Linked DNA regions of Homo sapiens: region 1 is linked to region 2. The links are chromatin contacts, found by Hi-C or POLR2A ChIA-PET in ENCODE. All regions are on one chromosome and are shown on one strand. The core of a region is the stretch at or near the end of the contact, and the rest is flanking DNA. Distances in the headings are between cores, read along the strand shown. Region 1 overlaps BDP1 (BDP1 general transcription factor IIIB subunit). Region 2 has its middle 39 kb from the start of CARTPT.

What was found. A loop is a pair of places that touch in the nucleus more often than their neighbours do. ChIA-PET counts read pairs that join two places held with the same protein, here RNA polymerase II (POLR2A). Pooled maps may share reads with other maps.
Region 1: a loop to region 2 is called in a map of PC-3, with 7 times the contacts of the local background. The contact joins two enhancer-like sites. A Hi-C loop is called at or near these places in 5 of 168 maps with a recorded cell type or tissue (Caco-2, GM12878, HepG2 and 2 more) and 9 of 50 pooled maps. POLR2A ChIA-PET finds 5 or more read pairs at or near these places in 1 of 52 experiments (T-cell).

Annotation. Positions count from the first base shown.
Region 1 is chr5:71,530,918-71,536,774 of GRCh38, forward strand. BDP1 (BDP1 general transcription factor IIIB subunit) reads left to right here. Exons shown (of 39, transcript NM_018429.3): 26 at 1,391-1,510. Among named protein-coding and RNA genes, the nearest start is that of MCCC2, 53 kb to the right of the region's middle. RefSeq lists a silencer at 952-1,152. Within about 2 kb of position 2,899, at least 2 of the 41 ENCODE cell types and tissues checked have a DNase peak (open chromatin) inside an H3K27ac peak, as active enhancers do.
Region 2 is chr5:71,755,424-71,761,072 of GRCh38, forward strand. It overlaps the pseudogene LOC100422013. Among named protein-coding and RNA genes, the nearest start is that of CARTPT, 39 kb to the left of the region's middle. Within about 2 kb of position 2,553, at least 3 of the 41 ENCODE cell types and tissues checked have a DNase peak (open chromatin) inside an H3K27ac peak, as active enhancers do.

The DNA.
Region 1 (5,857 bases), core at 1,649-4,148, 220 kb before region 2:
AAATACAAAAATTAGGCATGGTGGCACATGCCTGTAGTCCCAGCTACTTGGAGGGCTGAGGCGGGAGGATTGCTTGAGCCTGAGAGGTTGAGGCTGTAGTGAACCCTGATAGTGCCACTGCACCGCAGCTTGGGCGATAGAGTGAGGCTTTGTCTCAAAAAAAAAATAACGTATGTCTTGAAGGCAGATTCTCAGACTTGACTCTTTACTCACAGTTTCTACTCAGCCATACAACGTTTTATACTGTTTTTTTCTGTTAATAAGAGAATAGGCCCAGGTGTTGTGGCCATCATCGCACCACCGCAGCTGGGGTGACATGAGTGAGACCCTGCCTCAGAATAACAAAAGAAAAACAAAAAAATAAGATAATAAGAACCAGACTATATTGTATGTATTCTAGTAGGTAAATACCTTTTTAGTGCTCAGATTACACGGCTCTTTAAGTAATAGGACTCACAAATGAAGAGTAAATATGAGTGAACTTCTTATTTTACATGGCTGTTGCCCTGGGTATCAAGAATCGTGCAGGCTTTGGGGTTTTGGGAGAAGGGAGTTGGTGTGGGGGCAGTGGTATGATAAATATTTTATTTATTTATTTATTTATTTTTGAGAACAACTTGTCACTCTGTTGCCCAAGCTAGAGTGCAGTGGCATAATCTCGGCTCAATGCAACCTCCACCTCCTGGGTTCAAGCGATTCTCCTGCCTCAGCCTCCCCAGTAGCTGGGACTACAGGCAGGCACCACCATGCCCGGCTAATTTTTGTATTTTTAGTAGAGATGGGGCTTCGCTGTGTTGGCCAGGCTGGTCTTGAACTCCTGACCTCAGGTGATCCACCTGCCTCGGCCTCCCAAAGTGCTGGGATTACAGGCGTGAGCCACTGCGCCTGGCCCGATAAATACTTCTAAGGGCTTTCAACTCATTATAGATAGCATTTATGACCGTATATAATTAGTTGATTACATGTCTGCTTTTCTGTTAGATTGTGAATTCATTGAGGATAGGGACTACACTTATCTTATTTGACTTTATATCCCTGTACACCTAGCCTTCTATAAATGTTAACAGACTGAACAGAGAAATTAGGGGGAAAGTGAGGACAAAGTGAAGAAAATGGAAAATGAAATGCCAGGCACTAAGAAGATGAGTCTTAGAAAATTTGCTTACTGGTTTTAATAGTCACAGCCACCTCAAAAATTTTAAATGTTTTACTTTTGCCAAGTTGCTGTCAGTCAATAAAAGAATTACTCCATTCCATTTTTTAAGTTATGTATGAATGTGGATTATTTCTTCATTTTAGCGTTTCATCTTACTTATTCATGTTGAAGATGAGGCTTTGTTTTGCTGTTTATAATATGCCAAAATGAAATGATAAAACTTTATTTTGACAGCTTGAAATAACTGTGAATGTCCCAGATGTAGGATGCATAGCTGTTGTTGAACATGAGCTACCAAACACAGATGTGACTACTGAAGAAATGAAACAAGAAGAAAATTTGAGTGTACCGTTTGTAAGCATCCATTTTAATATGTTTTGGCCTTTTATTCTTTGTTTACTTTGAAAAGACTGGAGGTTCCTTTTGATAGCTTTAGGTTTATAAACACTTTACTTAGCTAATTTCTCTTTGTAAGGAGCTGTTAGTCTGAGTAGTAAAAACTAGTGAAAGCAATGATTTTGTTTGTTTGTGGGCAGAGCTCTTAATATCCTCATAGACTTTTACATTAAAATTCAGTTGCATTAAATTTATACTAAGTATAAACAAGTTAAAATATATTCTGTTGCGTTTTATTTGCACTCTTCCATTATTGGTATTTATTTGCCTTTGCAAGCGGAGGCTTGAAATTGTAACTTTTTAAAAACAGCTTTATTGACATATAATTTACACACCATATGATTTTCTCATTATTTAAAGTGCACAATTAAGTGACTTCTAGTATCGTGCAAACATTATCACAGTCAATTTTAGGACATTTTCATCACCTCAAAAAGAAACCTTATTAGCAGTCACTACTCCTTTCCTCCCAACCCTCACTGGCCTGGGGAACCAATAATTTGCCTTCTGTCTTTATAGATTTGCCTGTTCTAGATGTTTCCTAGACATGAAATTATAAAATCTGATCATTTGTGTCTGGCTTTTTTCACTTAATGTAACATTTTTTACTGTTCATCTATGTTGCAGCATGTAGTGGTACTTCCTTACTTTTTGTAGCCTAATAATATTCCATATGGATATGGTACATTTTGTATATCCATTCATCCATTCATGAACATTTGGATTATTTTCATTTTTTGTGTGTTATACATAATGCTGCTGTAAACATTCATGTAGAAGTGTTTGTGTACAATATGTTTTTATTTCTCTTGGGTACATTTCTAAAAATGTAATTGCTGAGTCATATGGTAACTCTATGTTTCATCAGTTGAGGAACTGCCAAACTGTTTTCCAAAGTAGCTATACCCTTTTACATTCCCACCAGCAGTTTATGAGGGTTCCTGTTCTTCCATGTCCTTGCCGGCACTTGTTATTTCACTTTTTTTTTTGTTCGGTGGATTTTTTTTTTTTTTTTTGAGACGGCCTTGCATTGTCACCCAAACTAGAGTGCAGTAACACAATTGTAGCACACTACAGCTTTGACCTCCTGAGTGTAAATGATCCTCTCCACTCAGCATCCCAAGTAGCTGGGACTGCAGGTGTGTGCCACCATGCCCAGCTAATTTTTTTTTTTTGTAGAGGTGGGGTCTTGCTGTGTTGTTCAGGCTGGTCTCGTACTCCTGTCCTCAAGTGATACTTTTACCTCAGCCTTCCAAAGTGTTGGGATTACAGGCATGAGCCACTGTGTCTGGCTTGACTTTTTGGATCTAGCTGTCCTAGTGAGTGTGAAGTGGTGTCACATTGTGGTTTTGATTTGTATTTCCTTGGTGACTAATGATGTCAGGCACATTTTATGTTCCTATTGGCCATTTGTATATCATCTTTGAGAAATGTCTATTCAAATCTTTTGTCTGTTTTTCTTTTATTGTGCTATTTGTCTTTTTATTATTGAGTTGTAAGGAGTCTTTATATAATCTAGATAAAAGTTGCTTAGCAGGTATATGATTTGCAAATATTTCCTCCCTTTCTGTGGGGTTGTCTTTTCACTTTCTTGATTTCCTTTAAAGCAAAAAGTTTTAAATTTTGATGAAGTTCAGTTAATCTGTTTTTTCATTTGTTGCTCATGCTTCTGTTGTCAGATCTGAGTCCTTTGTCAAACCCAAGGTCATGAAGATTTACCCATTTTTCTTCTAAAAGATGATTTTTGCTTTTACGTTTAAGTCTTTGATCCATTTTGAGTTTATTTTTATACATGGATAACCTCATTATCCAACTTATGTCTTTTGCATGTTGCTATCCATTTGTCCTATCACCATTTATTCGAAAAGACTATTCTTTCCCCATTGAATAGTCTTGGCACCCTTATCAAAAATCAGCTGACCATAGATGTATGGGTTTATTTCTGAATTCTCAATTCTGTTGCATAGATCTATATGTCTGTTCTCATGCTGGTGATGCTATATTGATTACTGTTACTTTGTAGTAAGTTTTTTTTTTGTTGTTGTTGTTGAGATGGAGTCTCGTCTGTCGCCCAGGATGGAGTGCAGTGGCATGATCTCAGCTCACTGCAAGCTCCGCCTCCTGGGTTCACACCATTCTCCTGCCTCAGCTTCCCAAGTAGCTGGGACTACAGGCGCCCACCACATTTTGAGACGGAGTTTTCCTCTTGTTGCCCAGGCTGGAGTGCAATGGCGCGATCTTGGCTCACCACAACCTCTGTCTCCCTGGTTCAAGCAATTCTCCTGTCTCAGCTTCCCGAGTAGCTGGGATTACAGGCATATGCCACCACGCCCTGCTAATTTTGTATTTTTCGTAGACACGGGGTTTCTCCATGTTGGTCAGGCTGGTCTCGAACTCCTGATCTCAGGTGATCCACCCGCCTCTGCCTCCCACAGTGCTGGGATTACAGGCATGAGCCACCGTGCCCGGCCTGGGATTGTTTTCTTAATTTCATTTTTGGATTGTTCGTTGCAAGTGTGTAGAAATAAAAATGATTTTTGTATATTAGCTTTATATCCTGCAACTTCTTTGGTGGATTCCTTAGGATTTTCTATTTGTCAAATCATGTCATCTGCAAATAAAGATAGTTTTACTTCTTTCTGTATTAGTTTCCTAGGATCACTGTAACAAAGTACAGATGCTCCTCGACTTATGAGGAGATTATGTCCTGATAAACCCATCATAAAATAACAATTTTTTTTTTTTTTTTAAAGACAGAGTCTCACTCTGTTGCCCAGGCTGGAGTGCAATGGCGCAATCTTGGAGGCTCACTGCACCCTCCGCCTCCCAGTTTCAAGTGATTCTCCTGCCTCAGCCTCCAGAGTAGCTGGGATTACAAGCGCCCGCCACCACATCCAACTAATTTTTGTATTTTTAGTAGAGATGGGGTTTCACCATGTTGGTCAGGCTGGTCTCGAACTTCTGACCTCAGGTGATCTGCCCACCTTGGCCTCCCAAAATGCTGGGATTACAGGTGTGAGCCACCGTGCCCGGCCTAAAATAAAAAAATTTTAAGTCGGGTACTCTTTGCACCACAAACTTGATAGCTTATAACCACAGAGAATTCTCCAGGCACTTATGGAGATGAGAAAAACAAAACAAAACAAATTTATTCTCTCACAGCTTTAGAGTCTAGAAGTCTAAAATCAAGGTGTCACCAATGTTGGTTCCTTCTGGAGGCTCTGAGGAAGAACCATCCCATGCCTTTCTCCTGCCTTCTGGTGGTAGCCGGCAGTCCTTACCATTTCTCAGCATGCAGCAGCATACTTCCACCCTCTGCCTCCATTACCACATGGCATTTTCCCCTTGTGTATGTGTAACCTCTCATCTTATAAGGAAAGGACACCAGTCATATTGGATTAGCACCAACTCTAATCCAATATGACCTCATCTAAATTTGATTATATCTACAAATACCCTATTTTTAAATAATGTCATATTCACATTATTTGGGTTTAAGACTTTGACATATCTTTCTAGGGGACACAATTCAACCTTTGATACTTTCTGACCTGAATGCCTTTTATTTCTTTTTCTTGCCTAACTGCCCTGGCTAGAACCTATAGTTCAAAGTTTAATAGAAGCGAGAGTGGGCATTTTGGTCTTATTCCTGATCTTAGGGGTAAAGTATCCAGTCTTTCATCATTTATTTTTTTCATAATTGAGATTTTATTGGTTGTGTTGAGGATCAGTACACAATTCTTCACATTTATACCGAAAATCTAAAAAGCCATGTATTGTAATTATTTTTAAGTTACTCTGGTGACTTTCCAGCTTAAAATTTGGAGGCAAGTTTTCATTAAAAGGCTATCAAGTACCAGTATCCTTACATGTTGATAAACTGTTACATACTTCCACAATTTGCAGTTAAATAGCATATATACTGCATACTCAAATTTTCAGTCTTTCACAGCACATTAACAAAATTATTAGGAAAACAGGACTACCACAACCAAAGATTTATAGAGTGCATACAATTCTGACAGGGAGAGCCATGATCAAGGAGTGGTTTTCTTTAGGAAGCAATTCTGCTAAAAAACAACATGGGCCCAGGCGCGGTGGCTCATGCCTATAATCTCAGTAATTTGGGAGGTGGGAGGATCACATGGTAGTTCAAGGCCAGCCTGGGCAACAGAGGGAGACTCTGTCTCTACAAATATGTTTTTTAAAAGTTGGCCAGTCATGGTGGCATGCGCCTGTGGTCCCAGCTACTGTGGAGGCTGAGGCAGGAGGATCGCCTGGGCCCAGGAGGTTGAGGTTGCAGTA
Region 2 (5,649 bases), core at 1,303-3,802:
TGTCCTTCATGCTGGTGACTGTGGGGACATCCCTGAGCCCACACCTGTAGTCTTCATCATACAGGCGATGGCCTGGAATGCTCTTTCCCTTAATTATGGTCTCTTGGTCACGGTTAAATTACCACACTCACCAGCTCATTGATCTCTGGTGAAGACTACTGTTGCACTCATATGAAGCTGTGCCTTTTGCCCAGAAAATCGTGCATCTTTGTGTGAACAGTATGTCATTTCACAATTTGTCAATTCCAGTCAGTTTGCACTTGCCCACTGTCATTCTCCTGTGGGTGGAACACAGTGGTAGCTGCAGAGGCCATGCATATGGAAGAAATAATGATTGGTGAGTGGAGCCCTTTCCATCCTGGCTCAAGTGTGCAATGGAGTCAGGGACTCAGGCTATGGCTAAACAGGGTCTGCTTAAGGACCAACATCAGGACTAAACATCATTCCATTGTGTGTGCATCTTCATTCTTATGCCTCATCTTGGCAGTTTAATTAGTTTTACGGTGGCATGTTTTATCACCTATAATAGTTCAGCCAGACACTGGCCATTAATTGGAAGAGCTGCATCAAGCTGTGTAGATGGGACCCGTAGACTCCCATCATGTCTCAGCTTGTACTCACTGAGCTTGTGTCATTACATACTGCCCATCCACCAGCCACTTCTTGAGTGAACGACAGAAAATTTTTGATCCTATGTCTTCTGTAGGATCTGGATGGTATCACATCTACTTCCTCAGAATGTCCTGTATCACTCAGAGAAGGAGCAGTTATTGCAGCCCCACAGTGGATCCCTGTGTGGAGGTGGGTTTGTTGCTGCCTGTGACTAGCAGCTCCTTTTCTGATGAGCTCCTTGGCTATGTCCAATTCTACCAAAGCAGCGTGAGTAGACTTTTGTCCACTGAGGGTTTTTAAAAATCTGTTGTGGAGCCCACTTCAGAAACTCTCAAGGGAACAGGCTCTGCCCCCTGTGCAGGCGGAGGTGTCCTAGACATGTTGCTGCTGGGCTCTGTGGACCTTTTTCCATCTGCTCATCATGCCCAAGGTCAGGTGGAGAGAGGCTTAAAATCATATTGAAATTTTAAAGTTGTATATCTTATGTCCAGCAATTTTACTTCTTAGAACGTACTGTGGCAAAATATTTACAGATGTGCAGCTATTCAGTGCAATATTATTTATGATAATAAAAACTAGAAACAATCAGCTGGGCCTGGTGGCTCACACCTGTAATCCCAGCCCTTTGGGAGGCTAAGGTGGGCAGATCACTTGAGGCCAGGAGTTTGAGACCAGCCTGGCCAACATGGTGAAACCCTGTCTCTACTAAAAATACAAAAATTAGCCAGGTGTGGTGGTGCTCACCTGTAATCCCAGCTACTCAGGAGGCTGAGGCAGGAGAATTGCTTGAACCTGGGAGGCAGAGGTTGCGGTGAGCTGAGATCATGCCACTGCGCTCCAGCCTGGGTGACAGAGTGAGACTCTGTAAAACAAACAAACAAACAAACAAACAAAAAACCACAAGCCAGGCACAGAAAGACAAGCTTTGCATATTCTTATTTATTTGTGGGAGCTAAAAATTAAAACAATTGTACTCATGGAGCTAGGGAGTAGGATGGTTACCAGAGACTGGGAAGAGTAGTAGGGGGAGGTGGAGGAAGTGAGGAGGGTTAATGGGTACAAAAAATAGAAAGAATGAGTAAGACCTAGTATTTTCTAGCACAACAGAGTGACTATAGTAAAAAATAATTTAATTCTACATTAAAATAACTAAAAATGTGTAATTGGATTGTTTGTAACACAAAGGATAAATGTTTGAGGAGATGGATACCTTATTTACCATGATGTGATTATTACACATTGCATGCCTGTGTCAAAATATCTCATGTACCCCATAAATATATACACCCACTATGTACCTACAAAAATTAAAAATAAAAAACAACCCAGAATAGAAACAGCCCAAATATTCATTGGCAGGGGAGCACTTTAATGTGAGCACATAGGGAATGGGTACAACAGGTGCAGAGGATGAGGCAGATCCATAGGTTCGTAAAGCTGCATGAAAAGTATCTGCAACCCACTGCCGACTGAACAACAGGAAAGTCAAGATCCATAGGAGGGGTCTGATGCCATTTCTGCAAAGTATCAACTAGTAACAACAGCAAGAGGGTAGTTGCTGCTTGGATCCACAGCAGTGTCCAGAGCCGTTCTGGAGCCATGTGCCTGCTCTGGATGCAGGGCCACCAGTTCTCAGCTGGAAAGTGAGACGATAGTGAGGAATCTGTTTAGCATGAGAGGCATTATTCTAAGGAAAGCAGCTACGGTTAAAATCTTGTGTGTGTGGAAAGGAATAAAGGTGCCCCTCTTGGGTGTGAAGAAGGCTGTGCCACAGACAGGAAGAGGACTTACTTGTAGACGTATCCCCAGAACCCCCACCCCTAAGAAACGTCATATTCACCACTTCCAGAATCACAGACTTGGCAGGGCTTAATCATTTTTATTTTAGCAGCTCTTGCTTTTAATGTCTGATTCATATGGGAAGAGCAGGGAAACAGGCCCAGTCTCTGGGGTCATGGGTCTTTAACCTCACGATGAACCTGCCGTGGAAGAAAGAGTTGTCACGTTGAACGCTGGCCTTGACGCAGTTCTGAGTAGTCCTGCTCTAAAATGCTGAGGCCAGGCACCGAAGAGACTGGTCTTCCACTGCCCTCTGCAGCAGAAAGAGAACACCGCAGTCAGGGACAGGATCTACCCAAGCCATATAGGTGTTTCAGCTGTGATTTTTTATTTTCTAAATTGACAAATAAAACTTGTATATGCTTATGGTGTATAACATGATGTCTTGATATACGTAAACATTATGGTATAGCTGAATCAAGTAGATTAACGTATGCAGTACCTCACATGCTTAGCATTTTTTTTTGTGCTGAAAACTTAAACTCTACTCTCTTAGCAAACTTCAAATATGCAATATATTATTATTAACTATAGTCAACATGATGTGCAATAGATCTCTTGAGCTTATTCCTCTTATCTAACTGAAACTTTGTGTGTCCCCAGACAGACCCCCACTTCCCTGCCCTCCAGCCCCTGGCAACCACCATTCTACTCTCTACTTCCATGAGTTCTACTTTTTGAGATTCCACATATAAATGGAACCTCTCATGCAGTATTTGTCTTTCTGGGCCTGGCTTATTCCACTTAGCATAATGTCTTTCAGGTTGATCCATGTTGTTACAAATGACAAGATTTTCTTCTTTTCAAAGCAGAATCATGTTCTATTGTGTATATATACCACATTTTCTTCACCCATTCATCCACTGGTGAACACTGAGGTTGATTCCTTAACTTGGCTATTGTAAATAGTGCTGCAATGAACATGGAAATGCAGATGTCTCTGAGACATACTGATTTCACTTCCTTTGGATGTACACCCAGTAGTGGGATTGCTGGATCATGTGGTAGTTCTATTTTTAATATTTGAGGAAGCTCAATACGGTTTTCCATGATGGTTATACTAATTTACATTCTCACCAACAGTGTACAAGGGTTCCCTTTTCATCACATTCTTACCAACACTTGTTATATTTCATATATTTGATAATAAACATTCTAACAGATGTGAGATGGTATCTCACTGTGGGTTTGATTTGCCTTTCCCTGATGATTAGTGAGTGAAGTGAGCATTGTAAAATATACCTGCTGGCCATTTGTATGTCTTTTTTTTTTTTTTTTTTTGAGAAATGTCTTCTCAGGTCCTTTGCCCATCTTTTTTTTTTAAATTTTATTATTATTATACTTTAAGTTCTAGGGTACATGTGCACAACGTGCAGGTTTGTTACATATGTATACATGTGCCATGTTGGTGTGCTGCACCCATTAACTCGTCATTTAGCATTAGGTATATCTCCTAATGCTATCCCTCCCCTCTCACCCCACCCCATAACAGTCCCTGGTGTGTGATGTTCCCCTTCCTGTGTCCATGTGTTCTCATTGTTCAATTCCCACCTATGAGTGAGAACATGAGGTGTTTGGTTTTTTGTCCTTGCGATAGTTTGCTGAGAATGATGGTTTCCAGTTTCATCCATGTCCCTGCAAAGGACATGAACTCATCATTTTTTATGGCTGCATAGTATTCCATGGTGTATATGTGCCACATTTTCTTAATCCAGTCTATCGTTGTTGGACATTTAGGTTGGTTCCAAGTCTTTGCTATTGTGAATAGTGCCGCTATAAACATACGTGTGCATGTGTCTTTATAGCAGCATGATTTATAATCCTTTGGGTATATACCCACTAATGGGATGGCTGGGTCAAATGGTATTTCTAGTTCTAGATCCCTGAGGAATCGCCACACTGACTTCCACAATGGTTGAACTAGTTTACAGTCCCACCAACAGTGTAAAAGTGTTCCTATTTCTCCACATCCTCTCCAGCACCTGTTGTTTCCTGACTTTTTAATGATCGCCATTCTAACTGGTGTGAGATGTTATCTAATTGTGGTTTTGATTTGCATTTCTCTGATGGCCAGTGATGATGAGCATTTTTTCATGTGTTTTTTGGCTGCATAAACGTCTTCTTTTGAGAAGTGTCTGTTCATGTCCTTCGCCCACTTTTTGATGGGGTTGTTTGTTTTTTTCTTGTAAATTTGTTTTAGTTCATTGTAGATTCTGGATATTAGCCCTTTGTCAGATGAGTAGGTTGCAAAAATTTTCTCCCATTCTGTAGGTTGCCTGTTCACTCTGATGGTAGTTTCTTTTGCTGTGCAGAAGCTCTTTAGTTTAATTAGATCCCATTTGTCAATTTTGGCTTTTGTTGCCATTGCTTTTGGTGTTTTAGACATGAAGTCCTTGCCCATGTCTATGTCCTGAATGGTATTGCCTAGGTTTTCTTCTAGGGTTTTTATGGTTTTAGGTCTAACGTTTAAGTCTTTAATCCATCTTGAATTGATTTTTGTATAAGGTGTAAGGAAGGGATCCAGTTTCAGCTTTCTACATATGGCTAGCCAGTTTTCCCAGCACCATTTATTAAATAGGGAATCCTTTCCCTATTTCTTGTTTTTGTCAGGTTTGTCAAAGATGAGATAGTTGTAGATATGCGGCATTATTTCTGAGGGGTCTATTCTGTCCATTGGTCTATATCTCTGTTTTGGTACCAGTACTAGAAAAGCAAGAGCAAACACATTCAAAAGCTAGCAGAAGGCAAGAAATAACTAAGATCAGAGCAGAACTGAAGGAAATAGAGACACAAAAAACCCTTCAAAAAATTAATGAATCCAGGAGCTGGTTTTTTGAAAGGATCAACAAAATTGATAGACCGCTAGCAAGACTAATAAAGAAGAAAAGAGAGAAGAATCAAATAGATACAATAAAAAATGATAAAGGGGATATTACCACCGATCCCACAGAAATACAAACTACCATCAGAGAATACTACAAACACCTCTATGCAAATAAACTAGAAAATCTAGAAGAAATGGATAAATTCCTCGACACATACATCCTCCCAAGACTAAACCAGGAAGAAGTTGAATCTCTGAATAGACCAATAACAGGCTCTGAAATTCAGGCAATAATCAATAGCTTACCAACCAAAAAAAGTCCAGGACCAGATGGATTCACAGCCGAATTCTACCAGAGGTACAAAGAGGAGCTG